Linked DNA regions of Homo sapiens: region 1 is linked to region 2. Evidence: read pairs that join two places in POLR2A ChIA-PET (ENCODE). Cell type or tissue: OCI-LY7. All regions are shown on one strand. Links, peaks and the distances in the headings refer to the core of each region. The heading gives the core; the rest is flanking DNA. Region 1 has its middle 170 kb from the start of ZNF618. Region 2 overlaps AKNA (AT-hook transcription factor).

Region 1 (2,919 bases), core at 264-2,763, 660 kb before region 2:
GGAGGGACCCAGTGGGAGATAATTGAATCATCAGGGCGGTTTCGGTTTCCCCTGTCCTTTTCTCATGGTAGTGATTAAGACCCACAAGATCTGATAGTTTTATAAAGGGAAACCCTTTTTGCTTGGCTCTCATTCTCTTGTTTGCCACCATGTGAGACATGCCTTTCACCTTCTGCCATGATTGGGAGGCCTCCCCAGCCAAGTGGAACTGTGAGTCCATTAAGCCTCTTTTTCTTTATAATTTACCCCGTCTCGGGTATGTCTTTATCAGCAGTGTGAAAACAGACTAATACAACTTCTCATGGCTGATTGGCTCATTGCTCCCAAATCTCTACTTTCTCCATTAATAGAATTGTACATCGTTACACTTATTGTGGCTTTGGGGTGGGCAGGGGTTACCTCCCCATCCTTTGACTTTGGGCTTGACTATCTGACTTGCTTTGCCTAAAGAAATGTTAGCACATGTGATGTGTGCAGAGGGAGGCCTTAAATGTGTGGCATGGTTTGACTTGGCCTTCTGTGCCCTCTGATCTGCCATGAAAACATGCCCAGAACAGCTGTTGGTCTTAGGAGCAGATTGAGTCCAAGTCAAAGCCTGCAGTCAACCCAGGCCAAACTGCAACCTGGAACACAGCCAAGCCACTCAATCTACAGACTCACAAGGAAGAAAAATAAATGCTTATTGTTGTAAGCCACCGAGTGTTGGAGTGGTTTGTTACGCAGCATTGGCGCAGCAATTGCTGACCAATACACTTCCCTAAAAGGGTATCTTTTTAAAATGGCTCAAATGGAGGGACGTGGAGAGAACTATGATGTTTGAGTCCCTGGAAAGCATGCAATAGACATTACTGATCCCCAGGTCTCCTTTTTCCCTCAGCATATGGGAAACTTTCCAGCCCTCAAGTTAGTCAGGGCCACATACATATTTCTGGCTCGTGAAATACGATAAGAAATGCCAGGTGGCACTCTCAGGCCATGGCAGTGTCATTCCAGTGCACTCTCACAGTTTCTCTCTTCCCCTGCCACAGTGGTTGCGGAGGACACCTCAGGTGGAGATGGGAGTCACAAGACCAAAGCAGCCTGTATCATGAGTCACTTCACTGGAATCACTGTGGATTTTCATGAGAAATAAATTAATTTTATAGTGGTAAGGTACAGAGATTTGGGGATTGTTTGTTCCTGCATCAGCCACATCGTGACAAAAATACAGAGTGAGGGAAAGGTGCTGGGAAGGGCTGCAGTTGCCACCTGCTCATACCTCAATTCCAGTTCTCCCCAGTTAGGGAGAAAGGTTCTGCTACAAACTTGCTTCGAGACCCAGGAACGTCCCTGGCCCCTCTTCCTCAGTTTCCTCAATGGCCACATGGGGGTTCACTGGCTCTTTCCTAGGAGCATGCGCAGGTGGCCCCAGCCTGCTGCTGGCCCTCAGGTGATGTGAATATATTCAGTGGGATCTCACCCAGAGAAGGACTGCACTGTGCCAGCAGGCAGGGCTCTGGGTGTGGAGGTGTGACTTCATTGGATTTCATGAGGCCTCTTTATGCAGAAGCTAGGGATCTGCAGGCTCTTGCAACACTTGACAAACCTGTAAATATGCGTTTGGAGTCGCCACTGCCCAGTCTTTCTGTGAAATCTGCGTCACAAAGCCAAGTTCAGAGAACAAAGCTTTTTGATCAGCCAGAGGAAATCACTTTCCTCATTTTTGAAGTGAAATAGTTGTCTCTGTCCTGCTGACTCTTGGTCAATGTTAAAGGTTGAGAGAGAGAGAGAGAGAGAAAGAGAGAGAGAGAATGGACTTAAGGGTGCTTTGTAAACTATAAACTGCCAGGTGCCAGATATGCAGAGGTGAACACAGCAGAGATCCCGGCCTCTGCTAGGGAGCTAGTCAAATAACGAGATGACCCACCACTCAAGATAGGAGAGTGACAGCTGTAGAATGGTGGAGGGAGAGAGAACTGTCAGCAGGGGAATCAAGGAGGACTTCCTGGAGGAGATGTAGTTGTAGAGGTGGGTAGAATGTTCACAGGAAAACAGAACAGCATGAGAAAATGTGTTGACAGCACACTGATGTGCACAGGGAACAGCAAAGAGACTGGCCTGGCTGTGCTGGAGGAGGAGCAACAGTGTTATCCCTGCCTCTACTGCTGAGATATCCCATAGGCGTTAAGAGCAGATGCTCTGGGTAGCTTTTAAGTCCTGGCACCATCACTTCTTGTTCTGTGACTGTGGACGAGTGACTCTACTTCTCTGAACTCTGGTTCGTTCACCTGTAAAATTGGGATAATAATATGTACCTTAGAGGGTTGTGAGGATAAGACGATGTGTAGTAGGTAAAGGCCTGAGTACATGTGGTTTTTACCCCATGAAGGGTAGCTAAGGATGGTGGCCTGGTCCGGGAGACTAGATGACACATGAGAGGAGGAGCTGGTGTCTTCCAGTTGGCAGTGGCATCTTTGAGTCGCTGGTAAACCCTGTGTGTTGAGCTCTGGAAAGATCAAGCCTTCTGGAATCAGGGAGTTCTGGGCTTGTATCGCAGTTCTGGCACTTTTTAAATGGGTGACCCTGTTCTGAAATCTCCCAGAGCTTGTGTCACCTCCTCTATAAAATGCATTGGAATCTCAGTTGCAAAGACTGGATGCCCCCTGTGCTGTCTTGAGAAAAGAAGGTTTACTGTAAGGATGTGCGTGGATGGGGAGGGCACCAGGCTTAGGAGAGGCTCTGGGAATGTGCTTCTGGTTAACAAGCTCTCCTGTTCTCTAGGGAGGTCAGCTCCTTTGTCCCCTCACTACCACTGGTTTGGTCCCAAGGGAGGGAGAAGAATTAGAACCCTACTGGGCAGAGCCCTTTGGGCCCACCACGTTTTCAGTGGCCAGCCTATGGGTGGGTCCTCTGTGGGTCAAGTGCCTTCCTGAACCAATC
Region 2 (2,919 bases), core at 271-2,770:
GGGGGATTAGAACAGAGAGCAAAAAAATGAATGGTTTTAGTTTATAAGGTCCTTGGTCATCCACTGGATGATATTACATGATACATATGACACATTTTGTGATTGGAAAATGTACATGACATCTATGTAACCACACAGGAAATATCCTGCCATAACATTTTTTTAGAAACTAGGTGTTTTGAATTTGCCTCTCCAGACCTTCTCTCAGCTCCTCTCCCACCCTGCTCTGTGCTTTGAGCATCAGGGCTGTCTACCTGCTGGCTTCTGGTTGGGTCTGTCTAGTGGGAGGGACCTATGAGAGATCACAGGGTGGGAAGAGAGAGACTTGAGAGTGGGCACAGCTCCCGGCTAATGCTACTACCCGGGGATTCCTCAGTCTTTGTTGGGTCCCCTGATGCTGCCCACACCTTTGCTGACAGTTCTCTCCTTTGACGCCTACACTCCCAGACTTGAGAGCCCCACCTGTCCCTTAATGGGACCCTGGCTGATGCAGCAGGAATCTAAATTGTATTTATGACCACCGTTATCTAAAACTCCAAATTCCAAAGGATATACACCAATAGGACTCTATAAAGGGTCTCCCCTCCAGCCCCCACTTTTTTTAACAGGGTTTCCAAACTTTTGGCAACTATTTTGTAATTTTGTTTAAAGGCGATAAAAAAGAAAAGGCCTTTTTCTGCTTGCTGAGAGGCAGGATAATTTGTGGAAAGTAGTGCAGGGCAGTGATTATGACCCTGGATTTGAAAGAGAGACAGACCTGGCTCCAGGTTCTCCTGCCTACTAGCTGTGGGGCCTTTGAGTCACCCCTCTGAGCTTCAGTTCCATCCTGGTTAAATGAGGGTGATAAATGTAACTGCTTCACTGGGTTTTGATGATGACCAAATAAAATAACATACTCTAGGGTTTACCACAGTCCCTGTACACAACCATCCTTGCTTAATAATGGGTAACTATTGTGAAATAATGATCGTTATCATGGGAAGCTACTCAGGAACTGTTTGCTCTAAAAGAGACCCTGTGTCTGGGATTCTCTTTTCTGTCTTGCAGCAAAGAAGGCTTCAGAGACAGAGTCATGGGAGACAGTGGTTGTCTGGCAGTTCCATGGGTGGCTCCTGAATTGGGCAGTACCTTGACTTGGTCCTGGGGCATGAGACGTCCTGCCTGTATCAGTCTTTCAAAGGACTCCACCTGGACATTGGGAGGGGAAGGAAATATGCTCCATTAATCCAGTCCTGTAGACTCCCACACCCAGCCACATCTATGCCTTGGTAAGAGGAGCTGGGTCCGTCCTCAGGATGTGGGGTTTCTGCCAAGCATGGAGACGTGGGTGCTGGGAACAGCTTCTACCACCAGCCCCAGGCATGGTAGCCTTGAGAAAAATTGAAGTGAAACCTGCAGGAATTTACTGACAACAAAGCAAGTCACTCATGTGCATCAAGACTAATGAGTCAGGATATTTACTGCAGCATGAACAGTAGGGAGGGGACAAGAAATTGCCTAAATGCCTGTCGGTGGAATAGTATTCAGCCATCAACAAGAGGAAGGCACACGTGTATGTTCTGAGCTATTAATGCCTCCAAGACCTATTTTTCAGTGTCAAATCAAGGTACAGGGCAATGTTTACGGTATGCTACCATCTGTATAGAATATGTGGAGAGTAAAAAGGAAAACGATAAATACATTGCTTATATACGATATACTATCTCTAGAGGAATTCAAGAAACTAAAATATGAATTGCTTCTGGGAAGGAGAACTGGGTGGCTGGAAGACAGGAATGAGAAGTAGATTTTTCTACTACATGTCCTTTGCATCCTTTGAAATCTGAACAATGTGAATTCGTTGCCTACCCAAAAATAAATATTCAAATTTAAGACTTCAAAAAGTCAAGGTACAGTAGCTTATGCAGCCATTTCTATAAATGCAAGTGTGTGCATTGAACATTTTTGCATGGGTTGGAGGAAAGATTTAGTTTTTGCTCAATATGCCCTCTGTACTGTGCAAAGGTCCTTATCATGGGCATCTATTACCTGCTCAAAAAAGTTTAATTACAAAAAAAGGCAAGGGATGATGTAAGGTTCGGTTTTAAGAAAGCTCTAGATCAGTGTGAAATATAGAAATGTATATTATATAATCATATTACATAATTTTATAATATATAAAATAGAACTATAATGTGAGCTACACCATCTATAATTTTCTCATAGCCACATTGAGAATGTAAAAAGAAACAGGTAAAATTAATTTTTATATTTTATTTAGCCCCAAATATCATTTCAACATGTAATCAATACTAAAAAAATAGGGAGACACTTTATATTTCTAAGTCTCTGAAATCTGGCATGTGTTTCATACCCACAGCACGTCTCAATTCAGAGCAGCCCATGTCAAGTACTCAACAGTCACATGTGGCCAGCAGCTTCTGAATTGGACCGTGCAGCACTAGACATGAGGGGTCAGCTAAGGCCCCAGCTCCTGCTCAGTGTGATGATTTGACATTGCTTTATTTTGTGGACAACATATAGGACGAAGAAGAAATGTGTCTCCGGCTACGGAACCAAGAATGGTGGTGGCAAAAGGAAACGAAGCCTGTAATCCCAGCACTTTGGGAGGCCGAGGCAGGCATATCACCTGAGGTCAGGAGCTCAAGACCAGCCTGGCCAACATGGTGAAACCCCATCTCTACTAAAAATACAAAAATTAGCCAGGCATGGTGGCGCGTGCCTGTAATCTCAGCTTCTAGGGAGGCTTGAGGCAGGAGAATTGCTTGAACCCGGGAAGCGGAGGTTGCAGTGAGCCAAGACTGCACCACTGCACTCCAGCCTGGGCAACAGAGTGAGACTCTGTCTCAAAAAAAAAAAAAAAGAAGAAAAGAAATGAAGTACTTGTATGTGCTACTCCAACAAGGATTAACTTTGAAA

The links. Peaks named below come from ENCODE experiments on the same cell type or tissue, not always from the same donor. Only the 100,000 strongest peaks of a DNase experiment are listed, where the experiment ranks them.
Region 1: POLR2A ChIA-PET joins it to region 2 with 5 read pairs; 2 of 35 experiments call an interaction of 5 or more read pairs at or near these places.

Annotation. Positions count from the first base shown.
Region 1 is chr9:113,707,496-113,710,414 of GRCh38, forward strand. No RefSeq gene overlaps it. Among named protein-coding and RNA genes, the nearest start is that of ZNF618, 170 kb to the right of the region's middle. In OCI-LY7, for the core only: no CTCF peak of the experiment used is centred there; no DNase peak of the experiment used is centred there.
Region 2 is chr9:114,363,432-114,366,350 of GRCh38, forward strand. It overlaps AKNA (AT-hook transcription factor), which reads right to left. Exons shown (of 22, transcript NM_001317950.2): 7 at 1,129-1,188. Among named protein-coding and RNA genes, the nearest start is that of AKNA, 23 kb to the right of the region's middle. In OCI-LY7, for the core only: no CTCF peak of the experiment used is centred there; a DNase peak (open chromatin) is centred at 1,400; H3K4me3 peaks cover 1,233 bases; H3K27ac peaks cover 2,405 bases.